Linked DNA regions of Mus musculus: region 1 is linked to region 2. The links are chromatin loops, found by intact Hi-C in ENCODE. Cell type or tissue: left cerebral cortex. All regions are shown on one strand. Links, peaks and the distances in the headings refer to the core of each region. The heading gives the core; the rest is flanking DNA. Region 1 overlaps Meiob (meiosis specific with OB domains). Region 2 holds the start of Hs3st6 (heparan sulfate (glucosamine) 3-O-sulfotransferase 6).

Region 1 (5,377 bases), core at 284-5,283, 70 kb after region 2:
CCCAAAGATTTATTTATTATTATTCATAAGTACACTGTAGCTGTCTCCAGACATACCAGAAAAGGGTGTAAGATCTCATTACAGATGGATTTGAGCCACCATGTGGTTGTTGGGATTTGAACTCAGGGCCTCTGGAAGAGAGGTCAGTGCTCTTACCCGATGAGCAATCTCACTAGCCCAGAATATTTATCTTTAAGATAATGACATAATTTATAATTTTTATAATCACAAAAAGCTAATTTTCTCTTGGTATCTGTGTAGGGTTAAATAAAAAAGTCTTCCAGGCTACCAAAATCCATGGGTGCTCAAATTCCTTACATACAACTTAAGCACAACTTCCTCTATATTTGAAATCATTGTTACCTATAACACCTAATGTCATATGAGTGCCATGTGAGTAGTTATGCTGTATTTGTATTAGTTATAGTGGTTTTTTTTTTAAATTTGATACATGATTGTTTGGGTTTGTGGATGCAGAATCTTCAGATATGGAGTCTGAATGCTTAGGTTTGTAAAAACAAGACTCTAGTTAGAATAAAACTAAACAATTAGAAGGGCTGGAAAGATGGCTCAACAATTAAGAGCACTTGCTGCCCTTGCAGAAGACCTGCATCCAGTTCTAGCATTCCTATTAGGCAGATAGGTCCAGGGACGCTAACACCCTCTTCTGGCCTTTCTGCACACCACAAAAACAAATGGCATAGACTTCCATAGATGAAAACAAATACACACAAAAATAAATATTTAAAAAATATCTAAACAAAGATAAACACTGGCAGTACATAATATTGTATCCGGCTTTTAATCCTCTCACATGCCCTTTGTCTTAGGTCAGGTTCCCTGGAGGGAGAACTTGATAGAAAAATTCTTTCCGAGTGGCCTATTGAGGGAGGGCTCTTAGGAGAACCCTGCAAGGATGGGGTTGGGGATCGGCTGTTGCTGGAGCTCAGGAGGAAGCAAGCTCTGGAGTGTGCTCTTCTTGGAGCATGGCCTTATGCAGAGGGTCAGAGCTTTTGTATCCTAAATTATCCATTGCCTGTAGTTCATTTCTTATCAGGATGGGGTAGGGAATGAGAGAGGAAGCCTTACTTCCAAGGTGATTCTGTCCAGGGGCAATTCTGTGCCAGCTAACTCCATGCTGGTCTATAAATGGCTCTTGTCTCTTTGCAGCCACTGAGAATTTTCCTTTTTATGAACACCTGGACTCACTCTGCCCTAAGATCCGTTCTACTTTCCAGTCCCTCTGCACAGAACATTCTCCTATCTACCTGAATGTTTGATTCTTCAGGTTGAATGTTAACTCATTTAACCTTTCCAGTCACTCAGCAGGACTTTCTCCCTACTCTTAGTGTTGGAATCCAGATCACATTCTGAGATGACTTGAATTTTTTATGATTCCTGCTCACATATATGAGCTTATGAGATTAAGTGTATTTTGTATCATGTTCTACCCATGCCTAGATCAGAGACAGTCACATAATTGATTTTTAGTAAATATGTATGGGAGGTGGGAGGGACATGTTTGGTAGACCCAACAAATGTGAAACCTCTTGGCATTTTCCAGAATATCTTGAATAATTAACTTTTAGGTTGAGCAACAGCAAACTGCTGACATTTAACAAATATTCACCTAAAATAGCAATTTCATAGCCTAATAACCTGGCATAGCTGGACTCCAGAGCAGTGAGGAAAGGGAGGAGCAGAGACACTTCTTAGTGATGTTCACTTCTCAGGGAGAAGTAAGGAACAGGAAGTCTTTTAGCTGGAAAATAATATCCTGCTTAGGAAGACCAAGTTGACTGTAATGTGAAGGATGAGTCCCCGAGGAGATGAGTCAGGGGACCAGGGCCAGGACTGGAGGCATGATATCGTGAATAACTAAGGCAAAGAGCTCTGTGAAGGAGGCTTTGTGAGAGGTTTGGGTACCAGGAAAGGGGAACATCACTGGAGTCTTCCACACTCTAAAACTCTGAATCTGCTTCATGTATTAGCAATACAAAGTAAGCAAACAGAGTTCTTGACTTCAGGCACATAGATAAAGCAATCAGCATCATAGAAGAAATAACAATGGTCAGAAACCTGGTGATAATAATGCCAAGGTCAAGGTCTTCATATGGGGCTACACAGATGGCTCAGTGGTTAAGGGAACTGGTTTCAGAAGACCTGAGTTCAGTTCCCAGATCCTGCATTGGGGCTCACAGCCATGCACTTCCAGTTCACAGAGTCTGATACTCTTTTCTGAATTCTACTGGTAGAAGGCACACATGAGGTACACAGATAGGCAGGCCAAAAAAAATATACACACAGAATAAAATAAATAAATTTAAAAAAAGAAACAATGGGGCCTCTGTTTTTTATAATCTGAAGTTTTAGAGTATTTTCATGCCCTGTTTAACAGAAAAGAAGACTACAGCTTCAGGTCTTGGGCAAGAACCTACAACTAGTATGATTAGAACTCACAGAAAAAAGTTCTCAATATATGTTCTTAATTAAAAGAACATTATTTCAATGAAGAAATATTTAAAGACTGATATAAAATTCATTATGGAGAAAAACATTTTATACCATTATTTGATGTTTTAAGAGTAAAAAATATAGGGGCTGGAAAGATGGCTCAGCTCTTCCTGAGGTCCCAGGTCCAATTCCCAGCTCACAGGCATTTGTAACTCTAGCTCCAAGGGATCTGATGCTATTTTTGGGACTCTACAGGTACTACATTCATATTGTACACAGGCATAGATTTAGGCAAAACCTTCATACACAGAAAATAAATATTGTACAAAAATTTAATATTAAAAATATAACTTTCTGGGCTAGAGAGATGGCTCAGCAGTTAAGAGCACTGACTGCTCTTCCAGAGGTCCCGAGTTCAATTCCAAGCATCCACATGGTGGCTCAAACCATCTGTAACGCCCTCTTCTGATGTGTCTGAAGAGAGCAGCAATGTACTCATATACACTAAATAAATAAATAAATACATCTTTAAAAAAATATATATATATTTCTTAATACAGTCTAAATTACAGAAAAAGTAATTGAATATGATTTTGTTTTGGTTTTTTAAATGGTCTAGTATTATAACTCAGGGTAGTCTGAAATTCCTTACCTATACATTGGTGACCTTGAATATGTGTCAGAACTTCATATGACTGCCAAATGCTGGGATGATAAGAGTGGGCCACCACACGTAGCTATATAATTGAATGTGAACCAAAGTATTTTTTATTAATAATAATATGCTGACTTGTTGTGTTTTCCTCATTTAGCAACTATAAACTATTGCTCAGTGAGAATCACTCAATGGTAAAAGTTTGCTCCCCTTATGAAGTGGATACCAAGTTACTTTCTTTGATACACTTGCCTGTTAAAGAATCTCGAGATTATTATTCATTGGCTGACATTGTTGCAAATGGACACAGTCTTGATGGGAGGATTATTAATGTGCTTGCAGCTGTGAGATCGGTAAGTAAGGAAATCAGTAAATCAAAACCGTAGCAAAGCTCCCTACAATTTGGCATGGCTCTCTCAGTTACCTGACTTGTGTTAGAATGCCATAAACACCAGCTGGGGCATTATCCCTCTTTATCTTGGTAGTAAGTTGAATTAAGAAAATAACACTTCTCAAGCAGGACAGTGGTGGTGCATGCCTGTGATCCCAGCACTCAGCACTCAGGAAGCAGAGGCAGGTGGATTTCTGTAGAGGCAGGCGGATTTCTGTGAGTTTCTGTGAGTTCCAGGACAGCCAGGACTGCACAGAGAAACCCTGTCTCGAAAAACAAAAAAAAAAAACAAAAAAAAAAAAAGAAAGAAAGAAAGAAAGAAAGAAAGAAAGAAAGAAAGAAAGAAAGAAAGAAAGAAAGAAAAGAAAAAACAAAATAACACTTCTCACTAAAAGGAAATTAGCATTTTATCTGTGGATCACTAACACAATAAAATCATTCCTGATTGCTAATTGCAACAGGCACTATTGTACTTAAAAATGTTCCATTATCTATATAAAAGCTGGGTTAAACAAAGACATAAATAGAAAGGATAAGCTGATTAGCGTGAACAGCCATAATATTCTTTAAATAAGTCAAGGAATAACTTTTGTATCTGTGTTCTCAGAGGGACTCTGAGAACAGAGAGGAGGAGGGTGGGAGAAGTATGGCCTGCAGTGGGAGCTGCTGTGGCACATGCTGTACAAAGCAGGGGCAGCACGGTATGTCACCACCTCTGTTCCATCAGCAATCGCTTCAGTAACTGACTGGCTCTGAGTTTAGCAGTTTAACAGACATAGGCACTGCAAAAAATTTAAAGGGGACCTCAAAAGTATACCTTAGAGGGCTGGAAGTGTGGCTCCATGCATCTCCACTCCCCATCCCCCCCAAATATACCTTCACAAAATATAACACATGCAGAAAATGGTTGTTTAGGATAGAGGATCCGATTCTCTATATGACAATCTTGAAATACAGGTGAAATCACTTCCTTGGCCATTTCAGCAAATCTTTAGTAGGTTCCTCTAAGCCCGTTAGTGATCTATCATTTGTGTGTTAAACTTTACAACAGCTCCCCTCACCCCAACCCCCAGTAGGGCACCTCTTCTGTGTGTCATATCACTTCTTCTCATGCCTTTTATCTCCTTTTGACTTCTCAACCCCAAAGACAGTCTTTTACTTCCCTTGTTATGTCTGAGACCCCCTTTCTTATTAATCAAGTTATTTATTTACATCCTGATTGAAGCTTCTCCTCTCTCATTTCCTCCCCGTCTCTGTCTCTCATTCTCCTCCCCTTCCCTTCTCCTCAGAAAGGGGAGGCTTCTCATGGATAGTGCTCACCCTTGGCTTATCAAGTTGCAGTAAGACCAGGCGCATCTTCTTCAACTGAGGCTAGACAAGGCAGCCCAGTTAGGGGAAAGGGATCCAAAGGCAGTGTATGTAGTCAGAGATAGCCCTACTCCTGCTTTACAAATCCTACATGAAGACCCAGCTGTACCACTGTTACATAAAAGCAGAGAGCCTAGGTCCATCCCTTGCATGCTCTCTGTTTGGCAATTTGGTCTCTATGAGCCTCTATGAGCCCAGGTTAGTTGATTCTGTGGTTTTTCTTGTGGTGTCCTTGATCACTCTGACTCCTTCAATCCTTCCTCCCTCTCTTCCACATCATCTGATGTTCGGCTATGGTTATCTACATCAGTTTCAATCAGGTACTTGGAGACGTCTCTCTGATGACAGTCATGCTAAGCTCCTGTCTGATAGTATTGCAGAATATCTTTAGTAGTGTCAGGGGTAGGCTCCCTCTCATGGCATGGGTCTCAAGCTGGGCACTTATTGTTTGGCCTTGGCCCTTCTCTCAAATTCTGTTCTATCATTTACCCCTGCACATCTTGTAGGCA
Region 2 (5,377 bases), core at 257-5,256:
CCTCTCTGCACTTCCAGAAAACCACCAAGTTAAGGACCTTTGCCAATGAGCTAAGCCAGAATCCCCCATTTCCCTGGCCCAGGTTCATCGTCCATCAATAGTCCTCAGCCCGCAGGTTCCAACTCCCTTCCCAACTCCTCCTGACCCAGCAGCACCTAGCTATCCAGGAGTTTGGGAGCACCCAGTTCTGACCTCTTTGCGGGTTCCATGGATCCCTGATCCTTCATTCCTGACTCCTCTGTGCAGCACCCCATTGGTGACTGGATGCCTGGGAGTCAAAGAACCCCAGCTTCAGCCTCCCTCACCTTAGACTGTGTTTTCCCATCCCCTAAGTAGTGTCTCAGGGCTTCCCTAAAGCCCAGCGCTCCATGAAGGTGGTGGTTCAGGGTAAATGGAGTCTATCAGCACTCAGAGGGTGTACCTTGGACCCACAGAAATTTCCCACAGGTGAGACACAAAAGGAACGGAGCCTTGACATGCCACACTGTGGAAGCCCCCGGAAATAGTGGTGCTCAGAGAGAAGTCAGAGGCAAACTGATAGACTCTGGATGAGTCTGTGATAGACCAGTGAGCACAGAGAAACAGAAAACACACTGGCGACTTGTTATCATGCATGCTGAAAGAGAGAAAACAGGGGATGACTGCTAATGGGTCTAGGATTCTTTTGGAGGGTGATAAAAATATTTTAAAATTGATAGGTGTGGGTGTGGGACCAGTGGTTAGAGCACTGGGTGCTTTCCCAGAGGACTCAAGTTCAATTCCTAGCACTCACATGGAATCTCATAACTGTCTGTAACTCCAGTCCCAGAGGACCAGACACTCTCTTCTGACATACTCATACACTAGGCACATGTGGTATGCACACATAAGTGGCAGGCAAAAAATCCAGTCCTACACGTAAATAACAAAATAAAATCTAAAATAAACATTTAAGTCGATGATAGCCATATTTGCACAACATGATGAACGTTCTGGAAGTCAATGATGTCTAGTTTTGAATAGTATGTGAGCTGAACCTCAAGAAAGCTATCACCCCAAAGACTTGATGGTGGCCGTAGCCTGTGGCCATGGGCCAGAGGAAGGGACTTTAATAGGCCCTTCTCCTCTCCTATCTCCTTGCAAGATGAGCTTGCATTCCCATTCCAATCTCTCTGGCTGTTGTGTTCTGCTGAGCAGCCATTACCACTCCCTCTTCTGCCTGAATTTGGTTAACTTCTTATCTGGCCATCACCTCCAGAATGCCTTTTCTACCCTCTCCTCTCTAATCAGTATGTATTGAGTAGTCTCTGCATGCCAGCACCATGTTAGGAGTTTTGGAGAGCTTGGGAATGGGTGCCATCAGGGGGATCTCCAGATTTGTACCCCTTCCCGCCAAGAGAGCCAGAGGGAAGATGGAGAAAGAGAGTCAGCTTCCAAACTCTCAGCTGCTCCGGGCCAGTGTCTCCTGGAGAGTCTTCTGCCCTGTGGAAAGGCATCCTGCAGAGGAAATCACCAGCAGGAGGTAGGAACTTAGCCAGCACTGAGGAGATGGGGGGATTACCAGGGACTAAGTCTCAAGTGGTGACAACTCAGACTGTGAAGGTGTAATCGGGCAGTATGGGACCTCCCTGGGAGTGCTCAGAGGAGAACCAGCTTGTCTTCAACAAATCCCATTTACAGCTAGATCCGAAGAAGAACTTCCTAGGTCCCTACATGTACTAACATGCTTCCCAGACAGTGCTGGACTAAAAACCCGCCCACAGGGCTGCTGGCACCAGCTTGCCCTGACAAGCAAATGTAGCTCTGGTGTCTGGGACTAGTTTTGGGTGGTGCATGTCCCCCTTGTACCTAGCTGCCCTCAGGGTGGGAACTAAATGTCTGTGGGTCATTGGAGTTTTCTGTCCCTCAGAGGCAGCCTGCAGTGTGAGACTTGTTCAGATGCCATGAGACCCACGGACTGCTGATTAATAAACAGAGCCGAGGGCAGAGGCTGAGTAAGGGTACTGGGGCAGGGACTAGACTGGGCAGCCAGGAAAGTCGGACAGAGGCAGAAAGAAGAGGCGCCGTTACCTTTTCCCTGGTCAGGGCAACTTATTCGGCATCCTGGATGGAGTCTTTCCTCCTCTGCATTCCTAGTAAGCAGCTTTGTAGACTCGGTGAGCCAGGAACAGGACATGGAGGCGCGGGGGTGGGGTGGGGGTGGGTGGGTGGGGTGGGGGTGGGTGGGTGGGTGAGAAGTTTCTGCAGTGTCTGGTAGGTTTCACACATGTGAGGGCCCCGGGAATCTCACTATGCTCAGAGGAAGCTCCACAGACAGAACCCAGATGCCTCCCCTGCCTCCTAGTACAGGCCTTTTCACTCCTGGGGGGCGAGGGGGCGTGTCACCGCTTTGCAATTTCCCGAAGGGATCACTGACATCTTGGGGAGGCCAGCTCTATTTGATACAAGGACTTTAAAATGGTGGCCCGACTATCGGACAAGCTCTCTCCACAGGGCAGGGCTCCCACCCTAATGAATGGCTAGGTGGACTGTTGGCAAGTAATGCAACAAGCATTCCTGTCACAGGCTCAAAGATGCATGGGGACCCTTTCCGCGCCGGATGTATGCCTGGCTCCATCCTTCCTGCACAGGCGATTCCTGGACACGGTGTCCTCCGGTGATGAGGCCCTGGCTCCGGGAAACAGGGGCTGAGGCCGCACACCTGTCGCCCTGGTCCAAAGGGGCAGAGATAGACTTTTAAAGGACAGAACGGGGATTCCCACTCGCCCAGTCTTGTGTCCCTCCGCGCCACGCATTCCCGTAGTGTAAGAGCGAAGACTTTGGAGCCAAGCGAACCGGAGACCAGCTCAGGAGGAGTGTTGGGGTAGCTGGGATAGCTCCTGGTCGCTCTGGAAGTTAGCTGGAGTCGCTAGTCCCAGGCGAGGGCTGGGGAGGGGCGTCTCGGCCCCGCCCCGCCCCGCCCCGCCCCGCCCCGCCCCGCCCCGCCCCTCTCCGGCTCCAGGGTTGCGAGGCTGCGGAGCTCAACCCAGAAGCCGGGCGCCCTGGGGTTGAGCGGGCGACGCACTATAGCCGGGATGCGCACCTGTCTGCGGTTCCCGCTCCCGAGCCTGAGCGCGAAGCGACCCCATGGCAGGTAGCGGTGGCCTGGGCGGCGGGGCCGGTGACCTCCAGGGTGCGGGGACGGGCCAGGGGACTGCACTGCGTGCTCTCCGTGCTCCGCTGGCGCTCGTAGTTCTGTTGCTAAGCGCCTACTGCCTCTTCGCCCTCCCCGGCCGCTGTCCACCTGCCGCCCGCGCCCCTGCTCCGGTTCCTGCACCCGCCGAGCCGCCCCACACCTCCCTCCGTCTGAGAGCACCCGGCCTGCCGGTGGCCAGCGGCCCGGGGCGCCGGCGCTTTCCTCAGGCGCTCATTGTGGGTGTGAAGAAAGGCGGCACGCGCGCATTGCTGGAGTTCCTGCGGTTGCACCCCGACGTCCGTGCACTTGGCTCTGAACCCCACTTCTTCGACAGGTGCTATGATCGCGGCCTCGCCTGGTACCGGTGAGCGTCCCTGCTGGTCCGCGCCTCGTCGGTGTGTGCCTTGGACTGTGCTTTCTTAGAACCCAGGATGAGTAGGGTAGAATCCTGGGCACTGGGTCTAAAACAAGCCTGTTAGGGAAATAGCCTTGATTTCCTGGGCACAGCGACCCTCGAAGGAGAGGCCATCTATAGCCAAGGGTCGCAGGAATTAGAAAATCTCAGAGAAAACTCTGTTCTCCTGTTGGGTGGCCAAGGGACTCAGCGAGGCATGATCCTATCTTGAAAGTAGTTTCAAGCGAGTGAGATAACTGGGCAGGTAGACTTTCCTTTTTAGAGGGTCAGGGAATTGAACCTGAAGCCTCAAATGTACTAAACGAGTATTCTACCACTAAGCTACTAATATATATCCATATATTATTATGGTTTATATCAATATAATCCCGGTGGAGCTACTTGGCAGCCTTAGAGATACTTGGAGCTCAGTCACTTTATCATCCCTTCGTGTCTGTCCATTCCCTGCTATAACTCTGGGTAAGTACTGGTAATTATCTGACCACTAGTCAAGTATATTTTGGAAGGGCCTCCAGGTTTCCAGAAGTGTTCTAGAAAGTGCCTTTCCACCCCTAAGAATCTCTCCCTCACCCTGCATCAGGGAGCCCTCTATAGCTGCTGGAGTCTGAAGAAAGTTAGGTCTGGGCTTTGAGGAGGGAGACTCTGCTCTTTGGTTTAGCCCAAGGGTGGGGACTGGAATACACCCTTCTGTAGCTGTCCTTTCTACATACAGGAGGACTTGGGATGCAGCAGTGGAATGTGGGGAGCACTACCCCAGGTACAGCAGTATGTCCTGGTGGATGGTCAGATTCTGGTTCCTCCCTTCTGGTGTGACTACCCACAGGCTCCGCCCACCGCCTCCTGCAGGCATCGAGGGCCCCCTGCTCCTTCATGTAGGGAAATGGGGCTATATTGGCTTGCCTCTTCTGCAAGCCCGAGCTGAGCCATGATAACCTGGAGAGTCAGTGCGGGTGGCACACTGACTGTTTCCCGGGTTCTTCTGTACTCCCGTTTGCTAACTCTGCCTTTTGCACTAAGACCGGTCTTAACGGGTTTGGGAGAGAACAAGCTCGAGACCTCTAAGGGTCAGTACTACCCGAGGAGAGGTTCTCGGGAACACTGATGTTCTCAGCATGGGAGGAGGGAGCGTTCAGGACACAGCACAGCTTCAGGATCCATGTGGAAGTGTGCAGAGGATGCTGGGGAAGGGAGGGACCCGAGGCCCCACCCTACTCAGGGTTATCCTCTGTGGTTTGCTGCTCTGGATTTGCTCAGAAGTGTGGAGTAAGCTAAGTGGCCTGTCTGGGATTCGGGACTGTATAGCCTAGTGTCTTCTTCACTTGGCTATAGCTCTCTGGTGGCAGCTTCTCAGGTAATGTCCCTTCAACCCATCACATGCATGCACTGAGCCTCTGAAAGTTACCACCTGATACCATGGTGGTATCTCCAGTCACAGGACCTGGGCTGAGGGAGGGAGGTGGGAGAGGAGCAGCCACTGGGGAGGTACTGCTCATCTTGGGCTGTGATCTGCCTCATTCAGGCAGTGACCCGTGTATCTGCTGGACTCAGCAGAGGGGCCCTGGGTTGCTTTTTGCACAACTATTATCTTCTCTGCTTCTCCATTACATTATTTCTTTGGCTTTGTTGCTGCTACTTTTGGGACAGGGTCTCTTGTAGCACATGTTAGCCTCAGATTCTCAGTGTGGCCATGGATGGTTAAACTTCTCATCCCCTTAGCTACACCTCATCAGTGCAGGGGATTACAGATATCTTCATTATAGGTACCACTATGTCTGTCTGTCTGTCTGTCTGTCTGTCTCTCTTTGTGT

Evidence for each region. Hi-C counts contacts between places; a loop is a spot of excess contacts. Peaks named below come from ENCODE experiments on the same cell type or tissue, not always from the same donor. Only the 100,000 strongest peaks of a DNase experiment are listed, where the experiment ranks them.
Region 1: a loop joins it to region 2, with 3 times the contacts of the local background. A loop is called at or near these places in 27 of 42 quality-filtered maps.

The regions. Positions count from the first base shown.
Region 1 is chr17:24,820,266-24,825,642 of GRCm38, forward strand. It overlaps Meiob (meiosis specific with OB domains), which reads left to right. Exons shown (of 14, transcript NM_029197.1): 6 at 3,267-3,462. Among named protein-coding and RNA genes, the nearest start is that of Meiob, 19 kb to the left of the region's middle. In left cerebral cortex, for the core only: no CTCF peak of the experiment used is centred there; no DNase peak of the experiment used is centred there.
Region 2 is chr17:24,749,981-24,755,357 of GRCm38, forward strand. It overlaps Hs3st6 (heparan sulfate (glucosamine) 3-O-sulfotransferase 6), which reads left to right and starts at 3,008. Exons shown (of 2, transcript NM_001012402.2): 1 at 3,008-3,518. The coding sequence starts at 3,106. In left cerebral cortex, for the core only: no CTCF peak of the experiment used is centred there; no DNase peak of the experiment used is centred there; H3K4me3 peaks cover 1,052 bases.